2 separate regions of the Homo sapiens genome follow, and region 1 is linked to region 2. A link is an interaction called in ENCODE POLR2A ChIA-PET data of the cell type or tissue named here. Cell type or tissue: Caco-2. All regions are shown on one strand. Links, peaks and the distances in the headings refer to the core of each region. The heading gives the core; the rest is flanking DNA.

Region 1 (6,962 bases), core at 1,385-6,384, 780 kb after region 2:
TCGGCAGGAGGTCCTGGAGCCAATCTGCCCTGTGGATATTGAGAGATGGTGTCTATTTATATATATATATATACACACACATACACACACACACACACACACACACACACACATATATATACACGCACACACACACTATATTAAAATAACCCCACCTCTACTAAAAGATACAAAAAAATTAGCTGGGCATGGTGGCATGCGCCTGTAGTCCCAGCTACTCAGGAGGCTGAGGCAGGAGAATTGCTTGAACCCGGGAGGCGGAGGCTGAAGTGAGCCGAGATCGCGCCACTGCACTCCAGCCTGGGCAACAAGAAGGAAACTCCATCTCAAAAAAAAAGAAACAAAACACTACCAGCACCCTGGAAAGCACCCCCAGTCTCTATGCTCCACCACCCCCATCCCCAGCTCCCAGGGCCTCTGCCACGCGGGCTTCTTTTTTTTTTTGAGACAGAGTCTCGCTCTGTCACCCAGGCTGGAGCACAATCTCAGCACAATCTCACCTCACCGCAACCTCTGCCTCCTGGGTTCAAGCAATTCTCTGGCCTCAGCCTCCTGAGTAGCTGGGATTATAGGCTCGCGCCACCACACCCAGCTATTTTTTTGTATCTTTAGTAAAGACGGGATTTCACTATGTTGGCCAGTCTGGTCTCGAACTCCTGACCTTGTGATCCAGTTGCCTTGGCCTCCCAAAGTGCTGGGATTACAGGCGTGAGCCACTGTGCCCAGCCCCTTGCAGGCTTCTGACAGCACAGATGGTTTTGCCCGCTTTCCTACTCTGTGGGCTCATCCACCTCATATGTGTGTGCTGCCTCCGTGTTGCTTCTGCTAAGTGGCAGTCTGGTCATTCTTTGTATTTGTCCTTTCTACTGTGGATGGGCCTTTGGGGGTTTCTAACTGTGGGCCATGATGTGCAGTGTTGCCTGTGAACATTCTGGCCCATGTTCGTGAATGTGAATGCGTATCTCTATTGGACCTGGGCCTGGGAGTGGGATTGCTGGGCCAGAGGGGATGCACGTGTTCAGCTTGAGGAGATACCGCCGTGCCGCACAGCTTTCCAAAGTGGTTGTGCCAATTCACGCCTCACCTCCCCCAGCCACGCAGAAGAGTTCCAGTTGCCCCATATCTTCACCAGCACTTTGGGTTTTCCATCCTTTTCATTTTAGCCATTCTGACAGGCACACAGTGGCGTGACATTGTGCTTTTAAGTGGCACTTCACGGAAGAGTCTTGACCAACGCCATGGTGTGATGGGACGCCCCCAGCTCACCACGTCTCCCCTGTTTCTTACAGGCCGGGTGCTCGTCCACTGCCGGGAAGGTTATAGCCGCTCCCCAACGCTAGTTATCGCCTACCTCATGATGCGGCAGAAGATGGACGTCAAGTCTGCCCTGAGCATCGTGAGGCAGAACCGTGAGATCGGCCCCAACGATGGCTTCCTGGCCCAGCTCTGCCAGCTCAATGACAGACTAGCCAAGGAGGGGAAGTTGAAACCCTAGGGCACCCCCACCACCTCTGCTCGAGAGGTCCGTGGGGGAGGCCGTGGGCAAAGGTGTCCCGAGCTGCCATGTTTAGGAAACACACTGTACCCTGCTCCCAGCATCACAAGGCACTTGTCTACAAGTGTGTCCCAACACAGTCCTGGGCCACTTTCCCCACCCTGGGGAGCACATAAAGAAGCTTGCCAAGGGGGGCGTCCTTGCTCCCCAGTTGTCCTGTTTCTGTAACTTATGATGTCTTTTCCCTGAGATGGGGGCTCAGAGGGGGAAGGCCTGTGGCCTGCATGCTTCCCGATGGCCCACGGCAGGAGGTGTGTGGAAGTGTAAGGCCTAAGATGCTCACAGAGGTCCCTCATGACCTCCCTTCCCCAACTCCCGAATCCTCTCTTGAGTGTGGACCTCAACACCTTGAGCCCTAGTAAAGGAACTATGCAAATGCAGGCCACTCTCCCCACCACGTCTGTGCCCTGCACTGTCCCCACAGCCTTCCACACCCTGTGCATAGGCAGCCCTCTCACGTCTTGAGGTCCGAAGCTGGGGTGGGGGTGTCCGTCAGTTATTAGTGGATGGAGATTCCCACAGCAAGGCTGCATTTGAATGATTTCCTTAGGATGAATGGTCCCTACACAAAGAGGCCTTGTGGGCAAACCTGGAGAACCCTCCTAAATCCATAGAGTTTTCAAAATGTGAATCTTTGGAAGCCTTGAGTTCAGAATCTGCTGCTCTGGAATATTTCCCTTCGATCTTATCTCAGTCACTTCGTTTTTGAGAAGAGTGATGCCTTGGGCATGCTTTTTTTTTTTTCTTTTTTAGAAAACAGGGAGTTGAAGTCCAACCTATTTAAAAACCCCACCATTTGGAGAATTACAAGGGTTTTGTCCTGAATTGTAGTGTTGGCAAGCCCAAGCCACTCGTGCTAACTGCTTTTTGTCTCGGTTGCTATTCCAAGAACAGAAGGAGGAAGTTGGCCAATTACAGCGTGTGTGCATGGATGTGTGTGGGGGGCGTGCCTCTCAGAAACGCGGCCAGAAGACAAGCAGGGAAGTGAAAGGTCCCAGGCACACACCCTGCCCATTGCAGGTGGCTCTTACAGCTCTCTGGTGCCAGCACGGGATCCCTGAAGTGACTCAGCCAGGCAGACATGAGACATGGCGGAGTGTCCAAATGGATCCTTTATTGGTGGTAGAGCAAAAAAACCCAAACACGATAAACCTTTCAAAAGACTTTCTAAGGATGATATTGGAATGCACCAGCCCTCACATGTGTATGCACATTTGCCAGAATATAAGAGTTTTGTTTTAAATACAGTCTTGTTAGGATTTTACGTTATTGTTATTATGGAAAGTGATTGTGATGCTATTTATCTTCAGGGTCACTCTGGGCAAAGAGAAGGTCCTCAGCCATGCCCCCAGCACCTTGCACATAGGTGTCTGATAAAAGTTTAAGAAAGTAAACACTTTTTGAGCACCAAATATATATAGGGCATTGTTCTGGTGGGTGTGTCACGCTCCCAGAAGACTGAATTCATGGTAGGATCACTCGCAAGGCCTTGTGAAGGAGTCTTACCTAAAACGAAAGAAATATCAGGGACTTTTGTTGACTATTTACAACTCAGTTTTACATTTAAATTCAGGCAGTGTTAATATGCCAAGGTAGGGAATGTGCCTTTTTCAGAGTTGGCCAGGAGCTCCTGGCTGGGACACGGAGAGGCAGGTGTGGCGTAAGGCCTCACTCCCGGCTGGGAAGGTCTCTGATCACACAGAAGCAGCCCTGCCCAGCCTGGTCATTTGCTGTCCGCTTTTCTCTGTGACCACAGCAGCCCTGAACAACCAGTATGTGTCTTCTTCTCCAGATAGTGAAAAAGGTGTCCAGATAAACCCACCTAAGTGAAATGGCCATCCTCTAAACTGGGTACCTCACTGCACAGCTTCTAGGTAGCCTTCCAACTTAATCTAACTTGAGCCTCACAGTAACCCTGTAAAGTTAGTAGAGCTTGTTCTTGTATTGTGACCTTTTTTAAAAAAAAGGAACTGAGGTTCAGAATGATTAAGGGCCTGGCCCCCAGGGTTGTCCAGCTCCATAAGGTGGAGCTGGGCAAGATTTTGGGTTTGCTGCTCCCTGAAGCTGGATTCTTTCATACGATACTCTTTCTCAAGAAGGGGGCTCCCTGGGATCTCCAGGTGTACTGCACTTACCCTCAATCCAGCCCCGGAGAAGCAAGTGAAAAGGGTGGGTCCCTCATAGGCTAGAATGTGCAGCTCTTTCTCCAGGTGGGATGTAGCACCCCGAAGTAGAGCTTTCTGCTCTGCTCCTGGAAAAGGCTAGGGAGCTGGGGCTGGGGCTCCCCTCCCATGACCAGGCAGTGGTCACCCCATGGGACAGGCACAGCTACTTACGCGAACACAGCAGGTTGGTGTGGCTGGCTAACTAGGACCTCTCGAAAGTCTCTGTGGGGGCATGAGGGAGAAAAGGCCATTGGGAGAATTACTGCCTTTACTTTGGGACTACTTTTATGCTGATAACTTGGGATTTCTTGATAGTCCTTCACCCCTGAAACCCCGTATTTACTTAACAAGATTTAGCTCTTAGTTCTTCAAGTAAAATTAAAGTCTCTTGTGTAAGAGCCAACACATGCCCAGCTGCGGATGGGAGCTGTTCCTGGACAGCCTTCTACTGCCTGGGAAGTGATGGAACAGGAACTCAGGGTGCCCTTACCCCCTCCCCAGACCTGTTCCCTTTCTTTGACTGACAGAGCACCATCCAGGCAAAATTAGAGCGCCAAATGGTTTTCTTCTCAATCTTAAAGCAGTATACCTTTCCACAGGCTCGTCTGTGTCCCTGCCACTCTGAGTTATCCAGAAACCACCACCTACAAATGAGGGGACTCATCTAGAAGACCTCTAAGGTCCCCTTTTGGCTCTGAGGGGTCTCTAATAATCCCCACTTGGAATTCAGCACCGCAAGGAAATTATGGGTATGTGAGCCATAATATGATGGGCAGCAGGTGGCGCTGCCTTCCACCCATGGTGATGGATGGTTTGGAAAGGGAATGTTGGTGCCTTTTGTGCCACAAGTTAAGATGCTACTGTTTTAAAGGAAAAAAAAAAAAAAAAGTACTGATCTTCAATATGAAGACATGAGCTTTTCTCGCAGGAAATTTTCTTTTTCACAGAACTGGTGTCAGGAATCACTGAAGGGCTAACCGTGATAGTCCTTGCAAGTAAGTCAAGGTTTTATCCTGATTGGAAATAGAAGACATTTCCGGTTGAGAGAACAGATTCGTTGGAAGCTTAACTTTTGTTGCCTCTTAACGCCACCAAATTTTAGGGTAATTTGATTATGAAAGAGTGAATTTTTCTGGACAGAAAAGGGAGAGCTACCAAATTGTTTTTTTCTTTTTAAAAGGAAGTTTAATGTCCGTTGTATCACAAATCAGTGTTAAAACACCAGAACTTTAGCCAAAATAAATGTCTTACATTACAAAGGTATTGTTTTTTTGTCCTTCTTATCACAGTTGGTATTCTTTTACGTTTTTATGCTTAGCTTTTTTTGTTTGGGCTTAGCTTTTATATTTGCGATTTCTAACTTTTTAAAAATAATCATCTAAAACATAGCCGTTCTGAGCTAGTTATAGGTTCCATGATGGCACTGTTTATGCAGTAGATATTGATGAACACCTTTCCAGTACCAGAAATGTTCTGGTAGGAATATTCTTAGGTAGAATGGCCATAATGGTCCTGAATGAAGGAGGTAAGGTTTGTGCTTCTAAGAAAGCAGGGGACTAGGGTGTTCATCTCAAGGTAGCCTCACGTGATGACTGGGTGACATTTTGAGATTTGAGTGATCCTGCAAATGAACAGTCCCTAAACATATCCCCTTCCCCCAGATGCCTTAAATTCCACTATTGGTGCTATGTTCCTTTGAATAAAAAACCTTAGAGAAAGTAGTTGCCTTTTCCTCCCAGACAGAAGTCTGGGCAGAGAAAGCCTCTCGAGGTTCCCATTCCCTCTATCACATGAAGCAATTGGACTCGCTTCCTGTTTGTCAAGACTCTGACAATGTAATCTTTATGGTTCTACACAAAATCTTAAGGCAGAGCACTAAAATATAAAACAGGTAAAAGTTTTTAAGTATAATTTTTAAAAAATTTTTCATTAAAAATAATACTATATGTACATAGTAATACACTTAAACAATGCAAAAGGCTTATACGGAAAAGTGAGTCACTTGCTCCTTCAATCTGTCTCCCCATAAGCATCATATCCTTAAAGGAAAATGTCAAGCATATATAAGCACACATATGTGCATACGTGTGTATATACAGAGATATCTCTGCTTTGTTGTTTGTTTTGCTTAGCTTATATTATGGTTATTGTTTTTATTGTTCTACCCCCTTCATCTTAACAGCTACATAGCATTCCATTGTGTATGGATGTGTAAATAAAGACAAGGTGATTTGGACATCCCTCAATGCAGGGTACTGCCTAAAAGCAGAAGTTTGCCCTCCTAATCCAGATATTTCCTTTTTACCACCTACAAGTGGGAGCAAAATCTGTTTTAAAATGCAGCCAATAAGGAGAATCCTCAGTTTCCATTAATTAGAGATAGGGGCCTCCTCCAGAACCAAGTAGAGAATGAAACCGGATGACCTTTGAGAGTCCTTCCAGATCAAAGATTCTATGATCCCAAGGAGTCAAAGGAGCATAATATACTTTCCAAATTTGGCCTGTCATTCAAAGTCTGGTCCAAATGCCACATCTTACCATAAGGATCCCAGATCCTCCCCAGGGGAAAGAGATTGTTCTCTCCTTTGAAGGCCCATAAGAAAATTGTCCTTTTGAAAAAATGCATCTGGTGAGGATGTGGAACAACAGGAACTCTTTGTTTCAGTGGGGAATGCAAAATGGTACAGCCACTTTGGAGGACAGTTTGCAGTTTAGTTTCTTGCAAAACTACACATACTTTTATTGCACAATCCAGCAGTCATGCTCCTTGGTATTTATTCAAATGATTTGAAAACTTAACGTTCGTATAAAAACCTGCACACAGCTGGGCATGGTGGCTCATGCCTGTAATCCCAGCACTTTGGGAGGCTGAGGTGGGCAGATCACTTGAGGTTAGGAGTTTGAGACCATACTGGCCAACATGGGGAAACCCCTTCTCTACTAAAAATACAAAAATTAGCCAGGTGTGGTGGTGCTCACCTGTAATCCCACCTACTCGGGAGGCTGAGCCAGGAGAATCACTTGAACCCAGGAGGCGGAGGTTGCAGTGAGCTGAGATCACGGCACTGCACCCCAGCCTGGGAGACAGAGTAAGACTCCGTCTTAAGACAAAACAAAACAAAAAACCTGTACAAAATGTTTATACCACCTCTATTAATAATTGCCAGAGCTTGAAAGCAACCAAGATGTCCTTCAGTAGATGACAGTAGGTGACTAGATAAACCGTGATACATCAAGACGAT
Region 2 (6,962 bases), core at 1,276-6,275:
AAAGCTATCTGCTTTCCAAACCTCCAGACCATTCAATTAGCTTTCAGAGCCCTAGTTACTTTTTTTTTTTTTTTCTCTTCCAGATGAGGTCTTGTTCGGTCACCCAGGCTGAAGTATAGTGGCACGATCACAGCTCGCTGCAGCCTCAAACTCCTGGGCTCAAGAGATCCTCCCACCATTCCCACCACCTTCCTATACTGCAGAGGTTGGAAGCCAAAAACCTCACCTCTCAGCCTCCCTTGCAGCTAGAGCTCTGGATGCAAAATACGCTTATTTGAGATTTGGAAGGTGGAAGGGAAATGAGGTCATGTTCTTGCTGCAGTGGCAATTTCTAGTGATCCCTAGGTGCAGTTACCTTGGCTTAATTACAATGGAAGCCTTTTTTTTTTTTTTTTTTTTTTTTGATAGAGTTTCACTCTGTCCCCCAGGCTGGAATACAATGGTGTGAACTTGGCTCACTGCAACTTCCCACTCGCGGGCTCAAGCGATTCTCAGGCCTCAGCTTCCTGAGTAGCTGGGATTACAGGTGTGCACCATCACACCCAGCTAATTTTTGTTTGTTTAGTAGAGACAGGGTTTTGCCACGTTGGCCAGGCTGGTCTCAAACTCCTGACCTCAAGTGATCTGCCTGCTTTGGCCTCCCAAAGTGCTGGGATTACAGGCATGAGCCACTGCAACCGGTCCCAATGGTAGCCTCTTGATCCCCCTACCTGCTAGTGGCAGAGGTAGCAGCTTCTACTGGAGGGTCATTTCTGTGGCTTCGTGACAAAGTCTACTCCTCCAGGCCATCCAAGTTTCACAAACACCTAGTTTCCTGCTTGTTTTAGTCTGCTTGGGCTCCATAACAAAATACTACAGATTGGATAGCTTAAATGACAGAAATTTATTTTCTCATAGTTCTGGAAGCTGAAAGTCTGAGATCGGGATGCCAGCATGGTTGGATTCTGGCGAAGGCTTCCTTCCTGGCTTGTAGATGGCCACCTTCTCAGTGTTCATGTGGCCTATCATTGGTGTGTGTAGGTGGGGAGAGAGAGGTTTCTCTCTGTTCCCCTTATAAGGCCACCAATCCTATCAGATTAGGGGTGGGGACCCTCCAACCTCGTTTAACATTAATTACCTCCTAAAACCCCTATCTCCAAATACAATCACATTGAGGGTTAGGGCTTTAACATATTAATTTTGTGGGGCCATAATTTAATTTCGTCTATATGTATTGCATCTTTTTTTTTTTTTTTGAGACGGAGTCTTACTCTGTCACCCAGGCTGGAATGTGCAGTGATGCGATCTCGGCTCACTGCAGCCTCGACCTCCCAGGATCAAGCAATCCTCCCATCTTGGCCTCCTGAGTAGCTAGGAGCACAGACACATGCCTGGCTAATTTTTTCTATTTTGGGTAGAGATGGGGTTTCACCATGTTGCCCAGGCTGGTCTGGAACTCCTGAGCTCAAGCAATCTGCCTGCCTCGGCCTCCCAGACTGTTGGGATTACAGGCATGAGTCACTGCACCTGGCCTGAATCTCTTTTTTTGATAAAATACCTAGAGCCATTCCACCACTGTAAATCCTTGAAGTCCCCTTCTCTGTGGTGCTTCCCTGATACCACCCCTGTCCTTTCCCTGAGTTGATGTTTATCTTATGGCATTTAGCATGTGGCATGTGTTACCTACATATGTCTAACTACAGCCTCCCCACAGCCCAACAAGATAATCTCTTGAGGGCAGAGGCTGTGTCTTAGTTTTTGTGCATACCTTAGTGCCTTGCATATCATAGGCACCCAAGAAAAAATTGTTAAATGAATCAATGCTCTCTGTAAATAGGGCAAGGTCTGAAGAACTCCCTGAGCTGGGTAATCTAGAGACACAAGCATCCTGCCCTGGACAGCGAGCCCAATTCCCTTTCCATACATTCTGCCCTGCCTCTGAAACCCACACTTAGGGAGGGGAGAAGCTCAGCTCTGAGGATGAAAAATGAGCAAGGTTTCTAGGACGCAGATTTCTAGTCTCCAGTTTTGACAAGTATCTAGTTTCTCAAAGCCACATTTAATTACAAATATGCCCTGTCTCTACAAAAAAAAAAAAATTAGCTGAGCATGGTAATGTACACCCATAATCCCAGCTACTGGGAAGGCTGAGGCAGGAGGACCTCTTGAGCCCAGGAGGTCGAAGCTGCAGCGAGCTGTGATTGCAGCACTGCACTCCAGCCTGGGTGCCAGAGCAAGATCCTGTCTCAAAACAAAACAAACAAAAACAAATCTATTCTGATCTCCAATCTGAGAAGGGGTGAAGTGACAAATAAATCTGACATCATCGTGAGAACCCATGAAGTGGACGTAGGACACCTGAATGCTCGTGTCCTGGTCTTGGTGCTTAATACTTTTCTGACCTTCAGTGAATCTTTTCTCTGAGTATCAGTTTCTCCATCTGAAGAATGGGCACAATAAGTCTGTCCTGTTCCCTGTGAAGTGAGGACTGAAAGAGAAACTGGATTTGTAGGGACAGTTGCTTTGGGAAAGGAAGCTCAGATGGTACATGCTGCTTTGTAACCCAGAAGCAGAATATTAGCCAGAGGTCAGCCTGGGAGCCTGGACACAGGCACCTAGGGCAGACCTAGTCACGAGGCAGCATGCTAGGCAGACCACTGTCCTGGACTTGGACTCAATGGATTCAGCTCTGCTTCCTCACTGCATTCCCTGAGATAGGTCACTCTCCCTTTCTGAAGCTCTGACTCTTCATCGATAAGATAGGGACACTAATCTTCTCTTGAAGGGTGGGGAAGATAAGATGAAGTGGTAAGTGACTTCACATAGTGGATGCTCAATATAAGCCTTTAGTGTTGGTTTTTCCTGCTCTCAGGCAGAGGCAGCTGGAGAAGGAAGTTTGCTGGGGAGTTGGGGCAGGTGTCAGACTTCTAAGACCCTGGGGGTTGGTTGCTTTCTCCCGTGACTGGATCACTGATTAATCCTTGAGGAATCTCGAGGCCTAAGGGTTGGTAGTCTAGAGGGACAAATATGTGAATACTGGTTAAAGAAAGAAAAAATCTACAAGGGACTTCAGTTTTGGGGATAGACTGATATAGCCTCTTTGAAGCTGGGGCTGACCCAGTCACTCTGCAAGCATCTGGTTGTGCATACCTTAGTGCCCCTCCTCCAAACTCTTCCAAACATCTCTAAGGGTCCCAAAAGGGTAGAAATGGACTCATTCAGAAGTGAAGAAAGAGATCAGGGCCGCAGCTCTCCATAGCTCCTGTCAGGCCCCTTGGGAGGAGCCTGAATGCTGGGGCAGCTTGTGGGGGGGACTCCAATGATGGAACCAGGAGAGGCAGTTCCTACCTTGTGGATGGGGGTCACTAGGAAGGGAAGAAAAACACTTCCCTCCTCTCCCCGGGAAGCTTTCCTTCCCTGCAGCTGGTGCCCCAAGGATCCCCGCCCCCCATCCCAGGCCCTTCCCTTAGAGAGAGCCTGCTGAGCCTGGAATGAGAAGAATCTGAACTACAAACAGACCTCCCAGAGGCACCCCCAACTCTTCTCTAACCACTTCTAGCCAGCAAAAGGCTGGCTTCCTGGAGTGGAGGCAGGACTGGGGTTTGGGCCTTGGAGAAGGGGCCTAGGTAGGGGCGGTGGGGGGATATTTTTTCCTGGAGAGAGAGGGGAGGGAAAGGTTGAGGTCAAGATAAGGACCAGGTCATACAAGAACCATTTTCCAGGCAGGGCACGGTGGCTCAGCACTTTGGGAGGCCAAGGTGAGCAGATCACTTGAGGCTAGGAGTTTGAGACCAGCCTGGCCAACATGGTGAAACCCCGTCTCTACTGAAAATACAAAATTAGCCAGGTGTGGTGACAGGTGCCTGTAGTTCCAGCTGTTTGGGAGGCTGAGGCACAAGAATCACTTGAACCCAGGAGGCAGAAGTTGCAGTGAGCCGAGATCATGCCACTGCACTCCAGCCTGGGCGACAGAGCGAGACTCCATCTAAAAAAAAAAAGAACCATTTTCCAAACCAAAAATCATCAGAACCAGCGAGAGTATACTTGCAGGGGCTATGAAATTGGGGGTGTGAAATTAAGCCTGCCCCAGAATGATCCAAGCTATGAGGTCTGTGCCCCAAGAGTGACAAGCAATTGCCCAAATCCAAATACAACCTAGGAAGACAGAAAGAAACTGTTGGCGCCCCTGCCCCCACCCCCACCCCCTTGGCCTCTCTCTCTTCCTGTCTGAAACATTCAGTTGAGGTGGCCTCCAGGGCACACGCTCTCCCAGCCCTGTCTGGGCTGCATAACTGAGTCTAAGAAACCTGTGAATGGGCTTTGGGGAGTTGAGGGCAGGGGTTGGAAGCAGAGGGAAGATGGAGACACCAGCCAAAAGGACAGATGGCACAGAGCCAGAGGAGCCCCTCATGCCTGCCACACTTCCCCAGACCCTGGCCTTCTGCCCACTGTCCCCCTAGCATCCCTCCTCTCACCTGGACCCAGTCTGGGGCTTTGATGTGAGTCAGCCAGGGCTGTCAGTGCCCAGGGATGCCAGGCAGTGTACCAGTGGGGGAACCCTGGGGAGGGGACCAGGGAGGAGAGGCTGCTGGAGCTGGAAGCCGCCTTAGGCACGATGACCTCTTTGCAGGGGCCTCTCTCTCCAGCTTGTATAACACAGCTCCTGCCAAGGGTGGTATAGAAAGGCACAGAGCCCACAGCGGGCTGGGGAAGGCGGCTGAAAAGGCAGCTTAAGGGCTTCCTGCTGGGTGAGATGGATTAGGGGCCTGTGAGGAGGGAGCCGGGCAGTGAGAAAGGCACCGGCCCAGCGCCAGAGCCCCTTGGCCAAGACCCTCTGGGAGCAGGAGGCCCTAGGTGTCTGGCAGGAGGCAGTCAGATCAGCATCCTCCACTTGGCCGAGGGGCTGGGAGGATGGGGATCCAGCCGGAGCGACACACAGGGATGGGGAGCTAGACCCCGGGGCCCCCAAAATAGAGGGGGGAAGGAACGGAGGAGACATTTCTCGATGAAGAAGTGGACTTCTAGCAGGAAAAGGGAGGAGGGAAAGAACTGACTTGCCCAGCGATTCTATCCGTGTCATCCCGCTGCCTCTCAGAGTGAAGGTGTCATCCCAGAGGTTTTCTGCTGGGAGGGGAGGGGACAACCCTTCCTATCCTCCAGCCAGCCCTCTGCTTCTCAAGGACCCCAGTGTGGAGCTGAGAGAAGGGGACCCACATGGTCCTAAAGTTTCCACACAAGCACTGATTTAGGAGAAGAGTGCAGGTGGCCACTAAGACAAGCTGTGCTATTGAGAAACCCTGGGTGATACCTTGGACGGTGACAGTCTCCGGCTGGTTTTGCTCTGGCCTTGGGCTCCATTTGTCTAGTCTGTGAGATGGGATCCCTGAGGCCACACCATGGAGTGGGATGAGCATTGGCAGAGGTGTCAGGGGATCTGACTTAAGCTCTTGGAATCTTGATTTTTTTCACCAAATATAGAAAAGAAGAGTCTGTTCCATTGATTAGATAGTGTATCATTAAGAGATGACATGTGGCCCAGCGTTGTGGCTCACGCCTGTAATCCCAGCATTTTGGGAGGCTGAGGCGGGTGGATCACTGATGGTCAGGAGTTTGAGACCAGCCTGGCCAACATGGTGAAAACCCGTCTCTACTAAAAATACAAAAATTAGCCAGGAGTGGTGGTGGGTGGTAGTCCTAGCTACTCAGGAGGCTGAGGCAAGAGAATCACTTGAACCCAGGAGACGGAGTTCGCAGTGAGCCGAGATCATGCCACTGCACTCCAGCCTGGGCGACAAAGTGAGATTCTGTCTCAAAAAGAAGAAAAAAGAGAAAGAGATGTCACGTGCATTGTGGAAATTGCAAAGTGTGATATGGACATGAGGTATCACTATCCCTGAAGTGCTTGTGTGTGTGTATCCATCCTTTTGATAGATGTTCCAGGGGAGGGGAGGGGACACACTGAGAACCAGGGACTGCCATACGGGATGCGTTGCATCTTTCCATATCTTCACAAGGATTTTGAGAGGATGATATTGTCCCCATTTTACAGATGAGAAAACTGAGGCTCAATAGCTGATATAATTTGCCCAAGTTTATAGAAGCTCATAAAAGGGGGCATCTGAATTAGAAAGCAAGATTCTTGGGTCTCTAACAGGTTATGTGGCCCCAGGGTCTGGAAGCATTATTCGTAGGTCCCTATGTTTAGAGCAAAGATTTCCCCAAAGGTATGAGTCCTTCTTCTCCCTCTAGTTAGGCTCAGTTAGGAACTAACTTGGATTCACAAAATCCATCTCCTCAGAGTACAAAGGTTAGGGAGGGTTTGCAAAGTGGGTGAGAAAGTCTGAAATGGGCCCAGATGACCAGATAAGATACATGGCCAATGGGGACATTCTCTAGAAGGGGATCCAGGGATGGGTACTTCAGCCTCAGGGCATCCGTGGATCAGAGCTGCCCCGTCTCCCATCTCAGCGGGGCCAGCCCCCTTCTTTGTGCTCTTTTTTTTCCCACAGTCCAGCAAGGGGGGTACTGGGATCCCAGGCCCACCCCCTCCTGCTGGGCAGCACCCCATCAACCCCCACATAAAAAGCTTGAGAGTGGAGAAGGAGGGGGGCATTCTCACTCTGAGGAGGCCTCGGCACCCTTCTCCCTTTCTGGGGAACAAGAAACTTGCTGATGGCTTGGGCCCCTTCCCCAGCCCCTGGCCCCAGCCCTGGCTCCCCCAGACAAAAAGCTGCTTTACATGAGAAGAGCGGGCTGGCCTGGCCTTACCCGGGCACTCAAAGAGGCGGTAGCCCCTGACAGCCGCAAGACTGCCCCTTCCCCCACGCCGAGGCCTCGTTTAGTTGCAATTAGCAATTCTTTGCATATCCCCCCACGGGGCTGAGAGGGACGCTCGCCCTCACCTCCCAAACCCAGCCTTCAACCTTCCGAAGCCTCCCAGCCGCGGCTCCCATCACTCTCCCCTCTCCTCCCTCCTCCCCAGT

Evidence for each region. ChIA-PET counts read pairs that join two places held together with the same protein. Peaks named below come from ENCODE experiments on the same cell type or tissue, not always from the same donor. Only the 100,000 strongest peaks of a DNase experiment are listed, where the experiment ranks them.
Region 1: POLR2A ChIA-PET joins it to region 2 with 5 read pairs; 1 of 35 experiments calls an interaction of 5 or more read pairs at or near these places.

Annotation. Positions count from the first base shown.
Region 1 is chr17:43,764,142-43,771,103 of GRCh38, reverse strand. It overlaps DUSP3 (dual specificity phosphatase 3), which reads left to right. Exons shown (of 3, transcript NM_004090.4): 3 at 1,290-4,979. The coding sequence ends at 1,495. Among named protein-coding and RNA genes, the nearest start is that of SOST, 8.8 kb to the right of the region's middle. In Caco-2, for the core only: CTCF peaks have their summits at 4,317 and 4,519 (motif pointing right); a DNase peak (open chromatin) is centred at 4,500.
Region 2 is chr17:44,539,794-44,546,755 of GRCh38, reverse strand. No RefSeq gene overlaps it. Among named protein-coding and RNA genes, the nearest start is that of FZD2, 14 kb to the left of the region's middle. RefSeq lists an enhancer at 5,998-6,962. In Caco-2, for the core only: no CTCF peak of the experiment used is centred there; DNase peaks (open chromatin) are centred at 1,487, 2,905, 3,495 and 4,276.